2 separate regions of the Mus musculus genome follow, and region 1 is linked to region 2. The links are chromatin loops, found by intact Hi-C in ENCODE. Cell type or tissue: left cerebral cortex. All regions are shown on one strand. Each heading gives the region's core, and the rest is flanking DNA. Links, peaks and the distances in the headings are about the cores only. Region 1 overlaps Lpin2 (lipin 2). Region 2 holds the start of Myl12a (myosin, light chain 12A, regulatory, non-sarcomeric).

Region 1 (5,380 bases), core at 125-5,124, 230 kb after region 2:
AGGAATTCTGTAAACAGATAGTGTCAGTCAGTACATGTCGATATACGACCAGAACTGCTGGGGTCCCAACTGCGTGATAGTTGTTGCTATGGTTGCCAGCACCTATTTGCTTGGTAAGAAGGCATCATGGTACATGTGAGCTTGAGCCTCTGGCAGCATTCAGGGCTAAGTGGTCTGCTCTTCATTCATTTGGATGCTAGTAAGCTGTTAACATCACCCTTTGGAGGAGCCCTCCCCCGAAATTTCCTTAGAACAAAAGTCTGTTTAATTATGCATCTAACAGAAACTAGACAGTAAGAATTAGCTAGCTGTGGGAGTGAGTTCAGGATGTATTATGAACTCAGTGGTGTCTGGCCTGTGACAATTTTTCTTCTCACCCTCCAGGAGGACTGAGCTGCGGCCATAAGCTGCTCAGCTGTGGGGTGTATTCTGAGAAATGCATTAATAGAGAGGCTGACACAGTCTAAATGATACAGAGCTGCCCTTCATCATGAATGTGCTTAGTGAGGACCACAGTGGACACACAGGGATGTATTCAGTCCACAGCCACTGGCCATGCCCTCCACTACATCCCACACAGCCACTGGCCATGCCCTCCACTACATCCCACACAGCCACTGGCCATGCCCTCCACTACATCCCACACAGCCACTGGCCATGCCCTCCACTACATCCCACACAGCCACTGGCCATGCCCTCCACTACATCCCACACAGCCACTGGCCATGCCCTCCACTACATCCCACACAGCCACTGGCCATGCCCTCCACTACATCCCACACAGCCACTGGCCATGCCCTCCACTACATCCCACACAGCCACTGGCCATGCCCTCCACTACATCCCACACAGCCACTGGCCATGCCCTCCACTACATCCCACATTCAACCTACATACTGAGCTGTCTTGTCTCCCCAGCCTCAATTTTTCGTTTCTTTAGGGAAAGTTTAACCTTTGATTTATTTTTATTAGATAATGGTTGGTTCCTAGTGTCTGCTTGAGTATGTTCTTTTTTCCTTTTGAGTAAGATTGTATGTGAGAGTCCATTGAGGGAAGAATTTTAACAGAAAGATCTTGGAAGATGCATGCATTCCTATGTCTTAAGTGATTTTTATCTGTGTGGGAAGGCAGGTAATAGAAAAAGAGGTAATAGAAAGTGTGCTAGAAGGGAAGTAGTACTGAAGAAGTAACAGCGCTTTCTTTCCGTGCTCTCAGCCCTAGAGTGAGTGGGATGGCTCTGGGTTATGTTTAGTACGCTGTCGGCGCACTACTGCTCTGTAAGGCTTACACTCAGTACACTATTGAGCTGAGTGTTCTAGAGGAGCCCTGAACCTGCAGTACAGTGCTTTGTGCTTCTCAGAGGTTTCCGCCATTTCCACATGCTTCCATAGAAACCTCCTCGTGACTGAGAAGTAGACAGAACACATGACAAATTAACTCCCTGAAGACAAGAACTGAGGCCGTAGCTTTTTACTTTGGACAAATTGTTATACTAAACTGCCGGATCTTTGACTACATGCTATTTACAATGGAATTTTAACCTTAAGATGAATAAATGACACCCACTGAGTAGCACTGTGCTGAAGTGGTGACAACATATTGTTTGCATCAGTTTACTGGGGAGGGTTTAAAGCTCACATACCATTCCTGCCTTACTTTTTTTTTACATATTATTCCTGTTTTTTACTTTGTTTTTCCCTTTGGAAGAGGATCTTCAAATGCTTCCTTAAAGGAAGAGGACTACAAGGAGCCTTCACTCTTCCATTCTGGGGATAACTACCCCTTATCTGATGGAGATTGGTCCCCATTAGAAACGTGAGTATCCTTGAAATTTATTTCTGTTTTCCTAAGGGGAAGGGGACGCTTATCAGTGGCTTTCGTTATTTGATAGTGATACCACTTTCCCATTTGTGTAATAGTAGAGTAACCATTAGGTAAAATTTAGCATGAGTATGAAATGATTTTCAACAACCATGTTGTTCCTAAGTTTCATCTTATTCTAATGGTGCTTGCCTGTTGTAAGTCTGAATAATCAGCCTAGAATTTGCCTGAGCTACCACTAAATTCTAGGTCTTTGGTGTCACATACCACAGTGAGAGAACATGTGACCATACTGTTACATCTGTGATCAAACCTTTAGATTTTTAAATGATTTTTTAAATTTATATATGTTATGTGTAAGGTTGTTTTGTCTGCATGTATGTCTGTGTACTCACAGAAGCCACGGAAGAGGACGTCAGATCTCCTCCCTAGGACGTTAGGATTGCAGGTGATTACAGGCTTAGCAGACAACTGTGAGCAACCATGGGCTTGCTGGGACCCCAGGTCCTCGAGTTCTTTATTACGAGCCATCTATCTGGTCCCACGGTAACTGATTGTTGAGCCCACCTTCCTGTGTGTTTTTTGCCTTACAAAATTACCTGTATCACTGGTTTCTGCTGAGAAACTAGTAAATAATACATACCATGGTGGGTCTACAGAGGACCTAGGAAGCCCTTAATAATCCTAGCTGGCATTTTTATTTCATTAAAGAACTCCAGGAAAATGTGTAATTGATGCTCCCCTCAGGAGGAATGTGCAGCTCACAGCTGGCCTTGCTCCTCTCTGCTCTGTGAGGCTGCGGCTCACCTGTGAGACTGAAGCCTGCTTCCCTTTGTTCTTGTGTTTGCAGCACCTACCCTCAGGCTGTGTGCCCCAAGAGTGACTCTGAGCTGGAGGTGAAGCCATCTGAGAGCCTCCTCAGATCTGAGCCGCACATGGAGTGGACGTGGGGCGGGTTCCCAGAGTCCACCAAGGTACGGGCTCACAGGGAAGACGGGATGTCTGACTAAATTTTAGTAAAGATCATTTTCCTCCATTAAATGAAAGAAGCGATTTCTCACCAAACTCAGAGAATTATCATGGCAGTGCCCTCTTGTGGTCAGAAAAAGTGTTTTAAAAAGTAAATAAAAATTAACATTTCATAATATTTCCACTATACGTTTACTTGTAACTGAAGGAATCCAGTATCTTTTGTAATTTAAGATACCTAAATTAGAGTTTCCACACTGAAATTTAATAACTAAAGGTAGGATGGGGCATAGCTCAATTGATAAAGGTTTGTCTTGCGTGCTCAAGACATTGGGTCATGCATGTCCCCAACATCAGGAAGAAGGAAGTTCATAAAATTTTTCAGCTGCTCACACTGAGAGAGTAATCAACGGAAATTTCCATTTTGTGAGATCATTTAGATCTTCTGTTGAATTCAGTTTTATTAAAACAGAAATGTACTTGCTTTTTTGACTGCTGTAAGGAACACTGGAATCATGTTTTATGATGAGGTTCTCATGTATACTATAAGCTCTTTCCCTCAAGATGACATTTTCTGTCCTAGACTCTGAAAACTGTCTATACAGTTTTCTCCAGTGTTTGACTCTGATGATAATAGTTACAAATGTGACTCTTATAAATGTCATGACATTGAACCAAATAGTTATTTTGCCAATAGTGTTCTGTTTCACAGCTAATGAATGTATTACCATATATAAAATTAACCATAACAAATGCATTTGAAGTTAGTTTTTAAACAATTCACCTTTGCAGGTCACCAAAAGAGAACGGTATGACTATCATCCAAGGACAGCTACGATTACACCATCAGAGAACACACATTTCAGGGTAATTCCCAGTGAAGACAGCCTCATAAGAGAAGTTGAAAAGGATGCTACTGTTGAAGATACTACCTGTACCATAGTGAAACCCAAACCTAGAGCCCTGTGTAAGCAACTGAGTGATGCAGCGTCTACTGAGCTTCCCGAATCACCTCTTGAAGCACCTCAGATTTCATCGTTATTAGATGCAGACCCTGTTCCCAGCCCATCAGCAGAGGCTCCCTCAGAACCCAAACCAGCTGCTAAAGACTCACCAACAAAAAAGAAAGGTAATTGCTGGACCTCACATACCGTCAGGGTAGAGGGTATGCTGTCTCTGTGTGATAGTCCTTTGTGGTTTTGCTCTCCAGTCAGACAGAACCTGTCCCAGACTTGACTATGGTGACTTACCCATTGTGGCTTCTCTTGCTCTCTAATTTCCTCCCTGCCCCCCCCCCCAAAAAAAAGAGACTTTCAACTTCCATGCTTTTGTTTTGGTCTTCCAAGTCAACACTCAGGAAGATTTTAAGAAGTGCTTAGTAAGGGCTAGAGAGATGGCACAGAGGTTAGGAAGTGTTTAGTAAGAAGGAAATGAAAGAGTTCCAACCCATTGATGAGCATAGTGACAGTCCCATTGTCAACATGAGGAAACCATACATGTCTTCCCCAAGCATATCACGATGTGTGCTGTGCTTTTACACAAGATTCGTGTGTTGTCTTGAATTATTAACTAAGAATGTTAGTGAATGAAATCGTCAATGACCTTTTGCTTAGAAATAAAAATAGAACAGAGAAAAAGTGTTTTCTCAGACCTCTGCTTAGCTGAAGCAAAATGAAATCTTTTGTAGGTTTGGTGTGGTTGAAGAACAACTGTCTACTAGGGGATAGATGCATCAGTGGTTATGACCATGGCTGTGTCTCCAGAGGACCCACATGGCAGCTCATGACTGATTCTAGTGCCCGGGGACCCAACGCCCTCTTCTGGCCTCTGTGGGCACCAGGCACACAGCCATATATCAGGCAAAACATGCATATACCTAAAATGAATAGAAATAAAAATACTTTTTAAATGTCCACTAATTATTAGTGCTTTCTTTCAGTAATTTCCCTCCTTAAACTGGTGTGCAGACTGAGAAGGCCAGCCCTTGTCACAAGCACTCACTCTATATCAATTGTTTTAGATCGGGCTTGTTGCTAAAAGACACACAGTTACCCAGTGAGAGCCAGAAACTACACACTCTGAATGCTAGCTTGGAGCCCATGTATGTATGTATGTATGTATGTATGTATGTATGTGTGTATATGTGTGTATATGTGTGTGTGTATGTATGTATGCATGTGTGTATATATGTGTATGTGTATATATGTATGTATGTGTATATGTGTGTGTGTATATGTATGTATGTATCTCCACCTGTCATATTTAGCTGAATTACTGCTTCACTTTGATGGAAGAAAAAAATCAAACATTCTATTATCAAAAATTGATACAGGCTCAGATCATTCAGAAATAAGGTGTTCAAACTAAGAGTGTTGGCTATCCGGGGTGTTTGTGGCCGAATCTGACACATAGCTGATGGTGGCTCTCACCAAAATCTGCATAGTGTTTGTTCTGTTGTAAGAAATGTTAAGGGGCATAACCAATTCTCATTTGGTAGATGCTTGGTTGCTTGGTTTTAACATAGCACATTGTGTAGGAATTTATAGACGTGGGAACTCAGAAAGGTTCTTACCATTTCTGGCTTTATTCT
Region 2 (5,380 bases), core at 60-5,059:
TTGGGCAATGAGCTACATACTTCCCATTCCAGAGCAGTGACTCTCAAGTTAAAACAAGGCATAAAGGTAATGAAAATGTGATGCGGGTGGTGAATGCTTTAACCCCAACACTGGGAGGCAGCTGTGGATGCACAGTGAGACGTGATCATTAAACACTTAAGAGTTCAGAATGGTTCCCTTCTTTCTAAGGCTCAGAGAGGAGACTGCAAATCCAGTCACTATCACTTGGAAGTGACATTATCACTGTTTGTAGAATCAAGATCAGATGTTTGTCGTACTTCAAGAAGCTAATTCTGTCCCAGCACTTGGGAGGCAGAGGGAGGTGGATTTCTGAGTTCGAGGCCAGCCTGGTCTACAAAGTGAGTTCCAGGACAGCCAGGGCTACACACAGAAACCCTGTCTTGAAAAAAACAAAAACAAAAAACAAAAAACAAACAAACAAACAAAGAAGCCAATTCTGTCCAAATCTGGTAATATGTATGATGCTGGGCCGCAACTCTTTCAAGATGACATTGACTCACAGGTCTGTCTCCCACACAGAAACCTGGAGCTTCACAGCCATGACACAGCCAAATACCCACCTACCCAAACAACACCAACCTACAAACGCGAGAGAAAAGAAAATATCCAAAATTTTAGTGGAGATTCGCTTTCGTACCTTTGGATACAACTTTTGCACTTCAGATGTTAAAATCTTAAAAGATCTCTAAAGATCTCTAATATATTTTATACGCCTACTGAAAGACTCTTAATAACACTCCTCTGTAGAGTCGACTGAGCCCCCTCGACAGGCAAGAGAAACTCTAATCTCTCTGTCCAAGCTCAGGTAAAGGAGCACGGTGACGTCAGAGGGAATCTTTGAGAGTGGCGCTGGTCTCTTTGCTGTAGTTCTAAAAATGTGAAGCTGTAAAATAATCCTCAAGTTAGTTTAAAAAGAGCAGAATAAAACTGCAAATATTTGTTAGGGTTTACGGCAGGATCACCTGAGAACCTCACTTTGAAGGCTTTGTGAAAGATCTTTGGTATGAGACTGGCTGGCTGGCCTTCTAGAAAACAGCAGAAAGTTTCAGATCATCAACAGAGAAGGGAGGGCAAGGGTGGTCAAGGTAGTTTCTATTCACAGATGGCAATGAGTATAACCTTGTTTTAAACCAAGACAGTGCTGTAGCCATGCATGGTGTATGGTGTGGGTTGTTTGCAGTTCTGCCTCATGTATGCTAGGTATGCACTCTGCCACTGAGCTACCCCCCCCCCCCCCAAGAATAAGCGACAGCCTCATGCTTAAGGAAGACATCAGACTGTGAAGACAGTCCTGGAGAGGCTTTCTCCACATGCCAAGGGCAACCAGATTTTACAGAATCTTTAGAAATGTAGACTTTATAGAAACGTTGGTACTTAAGTTTTGAAAACGCTAAAGCTGGTGTGATGGCTGGTAACTGGATTTATAATCCTAGCCCTGGAAGTAGGAAGACCATCTTAAGTTCCAGGCCAGCATGGACTAAAAGGAGACCCTACCCAAACTAACAAACAAATTAACAACAACAACAAAAGAGCAGACTATGAAACTTCTTAAGTAGGACTAAGCCATACAAAGATATACATGAGATTGCCTAAATTAAATAGAATCTCACGTGCCTAAACTTGTAATAGATGTAAAAGATAGAAATTCTTAACAGAACATCTAAACTAAGCATACTTAGTTAATACCTTTTAATAAAAAAGCTCTCTTAAAACTAGTAAATATATCCTTCCAAATACTCCCATTTCAAAACCTCAGGTATTTGGCCTGCTTCGAAGTCCAGATCAAATCTCTATTATTTAATCAGTGCATTTCTTACTAGATGAGATGTGGGGGAGGGGATAGACTCAGTTTTTAAAAGTTGGTATTTCAGTTTCAAGGAAAACCAAGTCTTTATTTCTTAGGCACACTTCCGGTTGACAGTCAGCTTGGATCTTCCCACAGCCACACCCAAAAAAAGTTTTGAGCACCTTTTAAAAGTCATTAGTCGCCAGGATCGACTTGTCAACTACACCTCACTTTTGAAGACAAAATACCTTTCTAATTAATCCTCATCAAAGGCCATCCAGAAAAAAAAGAAAATATCAGCAATTTTAGTGAAGATTCGCTTTCGTCACCTTTTGATACAACGTCTGCACTTCAGATGTTAAAATCTTAAAAGATCTCTAAAGATCTATAATATAGTTTATACGCCTACTGAAAGACTCTTAATAACACTCCTCTGTAGAGTCGACTTAGCCCCCTCGACAGGCAAAAGAAGCTCTAAATCTCCTCTCTGTTCAAATACCGCTTTAAAAAAGTTTTACTTAGAGGGGCGCACACTAGAGTTGTATATCTGAACAGGGTCTTGCTACTACACATAGCCGCGCAGCTGCGACGACAGTTGCCGAGGGTGGCGGTGCTATCTTACGGTTTTATCCGCACACTCCCTCCTCGATCCCGGCAAGTTTACGTTAGCAACTCAACAGAGCTCCGGAGTCAGCTCTCTGGGGCTCTCTGGTTTCGCGGGGAGGCAAGGATCCAAGGCGCGCGGCGCCGGCGAGCTAAGCAACATTTCCCAAGTTCCTAGTGTGGGAAGCAGAGCGGGGTCTGCGCCCCGGCCGCCCCCAGCTCGCTCCAGCTCTCCCCCGGCTCGCGCACACATGCCCAGGTACGCTCCCCGAGCCGCGGCTCCCGCCGGTCCCCGCCGCCCCGCGGGGACACCTTCCCGGGCCGGACCGAGCCGCCCCCGCCCCGCGCCGCGGCCAGCACCACTCACCCTGCTCAGCCGCGAGAACCGAGAGTGAGCGTCTCCGCGAAGCTCCGCCGCTGCCGCCCTCCCAGACTTTCTAACTTTCCAGACTCCGCAGTACGGCCACTTCCGGCCTCCGCTCGCGAACCGGAAGGAAGCCTAGCGGCCATGCTCCTTCGCCTCGGTGCGCCAGCCCGGACGGGAGGGGGCGCCTCGGGGAAGGTGACAGAGCGGATGGCAGGCGTGGGGCGCCGACGGGGAGTCCGGGACGCGGAGTAGGGCTTAAAGAATCCTGTGGAGGGTCTCTCGGTCTAATCACCGGCTCTTCCTCTTTCTCCCGTCTCTTTTAGAATTGTGATTCTGCGCCCTCCCCCCTGTCAGCAGATGGTTGCGCCTGGCCCGGAGCTCTCCCTCTGCCCGCATTCCAGAGCGCGGCGAGAGGCGGGGACCCCCGTCTAAGTCCTTTTAGGGCAATTGAGGAGCCGGGCCGCGGACGTCACGTGACTGGCCCTGGCCCCGCCCCCCAGAGCCCGGGGCCTCCCCTCGCCCCGCAGCTGGAGCGCGCCTGCGCAGGAAGCTAGGGTGACTCACTGTCTAGGTCAGCGCCTCTGGGTCTGGGCAGCGTGGGAGTTTTTTATGGAGTTCTTCACGCTTCCCACGCGGGAGGAAACACTGAAGTTTCAGGGCCGCCGCCGCGCTGTCTCTTTGGTCCACTTAAGAGTTCATGAATTCAATATCGATTGCCCTCTTCCCAAACGTTCTCTGGAACTTTCTACAAGAGTCCCCCTTTACCCTGATGGTGACTCCTGCTTGCTCCACCTATGTCGCTCGAGGGTGAATGATGTAATTGGAATAAAGTGCTGGACCAATTTACCCGCCGGGTCTCCTTGCGTGGAGCAGCTGCTAACAATAGTTCTTATTTAAAGGAAGAGAGATTATTACGAGCCTGGCGGGATTCGTATCCCCAAGACTGGATGTTTTCTTCAAGAAACATTCCTCCCATTAATCAGTGATATGGTTTGAAGTTAACTCAAAAGCAGAGCCGCTGAGGGGGAAAATGTCCTAATCCTACAGATGTCAGAAACAAAATTTTTCTCCCTTTGATACTTGTACAAATACAAATAACTGGGTACTTCATCTCCAGCTCCCTACACCAAGGTCTTTAAGAGTGTGTTCTTCATCTTCAGGGACTTTAAGGGGCCCAACATGACTTTTAAGGAAGACTGGGGACACAGCTGGTGGCTGGCTATGACAGTACAAACTCAGAGGTCTGAGCAGTCAGAGACCGTGGATTCTGAGGCAGTGCAGCAATGCCCTAATGCCTCTACGAGGAGGTGGCCTGTCACCCTGGAAAGCTTAGGCCTTCCTCAGCTCCCTGTCCAGAAGGAGAACACCAAAACCCCTTTTCAGGATGGGCATTATCCGTCCCACCTCAGCTGGAAAACGGGACCTTGTTGCTTCTCTAGGAGCTGCCTGATATGTCCTTGCCAAATGAATCAATAGGTTTAGACTGGTAAGTGCTGTGGGAGGAGGGGGAAGGCTCTGGCTTGCCTGTTTTAAAATGAACAGTTGCTACCTCGGGACTGGGTTGTGGGATGGAAGAGAAAGGGCGGAGATCTACAAGGAAACAAATATGAATAAGTTACAGAAGAGCAAATAAACCTACCTGGGGACTAGTGGAAGATGTCCCAGAGGGCAATTGTGCCGATTCTAGGAGTTGATAGAGGAAAGAGGAGAGAGAAGTGTGTCAGGTCCTCTGGAGGGGCAAAGAACCCAGCTCATATGAAATTGGTTTCTGTTCACCCTGTATTCATTGCCATAGATAACCATGGACATATCAAATCAAGGTGGAAAAGGAAGTCTGCATAGTGTAATGTCTGATATGAAGTTCTAATGACTACACCCACTTCTGAAGGCCTCTGACATCTACGAGCCTGTTCTTTTGTAACCTAACAGAACTCTTCATGAAACAGCAGGTGAGTCCTTTTTACTCCAAGTTTGACAGTTTGGGTTCTGCCCCATATCTTTCCTTTAGCAAGCTGTGTAACTCGGAGAGCAAGTCCCTGGGTTGACCTGAGGCCTAATTTTCTGATATCCCTCCAGCCCGCCTTACAAGGCTTTCTGGTGAAATGAGATCATTTACAATTTCAGTTATTTCTTTTGTGTATATGGATATTCAACTGCATGTACATCTACACACCAGAAGAGGGCATCAGATCCCATATATGTGGGTGCTGGGAATTGAAGCCAAAACCTCTGCAAGAACAGCCAGTACTCTTAACTGCTAAGCTACCTCTCCAGCTCCTTGCTTACTGTGGGTGGTTTGAATGCGATTGGCACAGGGAGTGAGTGGCACTATTAGGTAAGACCTAGTTGGAGTGGGTGTGGCCTTGTTGGAGGAAGTGTATCACTGTTGGAGTAGGCTTTGTGTCGCCTATGCTCAGGCTCCACCTAATGTGGAAAGGCAGTCTCCTCTAGCTACCGCAGAGGACAGTCTCCTACCGCAGAGGACAGCCTCTCCTGGTCGCCTTCAGATCCAGACTCTTGGCTCCTCCAGCACAGTGTCTGCCGGGACGCTGCCCTGATGATAATGGACTGAACCTCTGAAACTGTAAGCCAGCCCAATGAAA

The links. A loop is a pair of places that touch in the nucleus more often than their neighbours do. Peaks named below come from ENCODE experiments on the same cell type or tissue, not always from the same donor. Only the 100,000 strongest peaks of a DNase experiment are listed, where the experiment ranks them.
Region 1: it touches region 2 in a loop (2.5-fold over the local background); 1 of 42 quality-filtered maps calls a loop at or near these places.

The regions. Positions count from the first base shown.
Region 1 is chr17:71,227,601-71,232,980 of GRCm38, forward strand. It overlaps Lpin2 (lipin 2), which reads left to right. Exons shown (of 20, transcript NM_001357791.1): 5 at 1,708-1,815; 6 at 2,672-2,795; 7 at 3,583-3,919. Among named protein-coding and RNA genes, the nearest start is that of Lpin2, 47 kb to the left of the region's middle. In left cerebral cortex, for the core only: a CTCF peak has its summit at 2,910 (motif pointing left); a DNase peak (open chromatin) is centred at 1,262.
Region 2 is chr17:70,999,331-71,004,710 of GRCm38, forward strand. It overlaps Myl12a (myosin, light chain 12A, regulatory, non-sarcomeric), which reads right to left and starts at 3,203. Exons shown (of 4, transcript NM_026064.2): 1 at 2,778-3,203. It also overlaps a transcript of Myom1 not described here. In left cerebral cortex, for the core only: CTCF peaks have their summits at 2,955, 4,128 and 4,957 (motif pointing right); DNase peaks (open chromatin) are centred at 2,537, 2,938, 3,271 and 4,193; H3K4me3 peaks cover 2,385 bases; H3K27ac peaks cover 1,939 bases.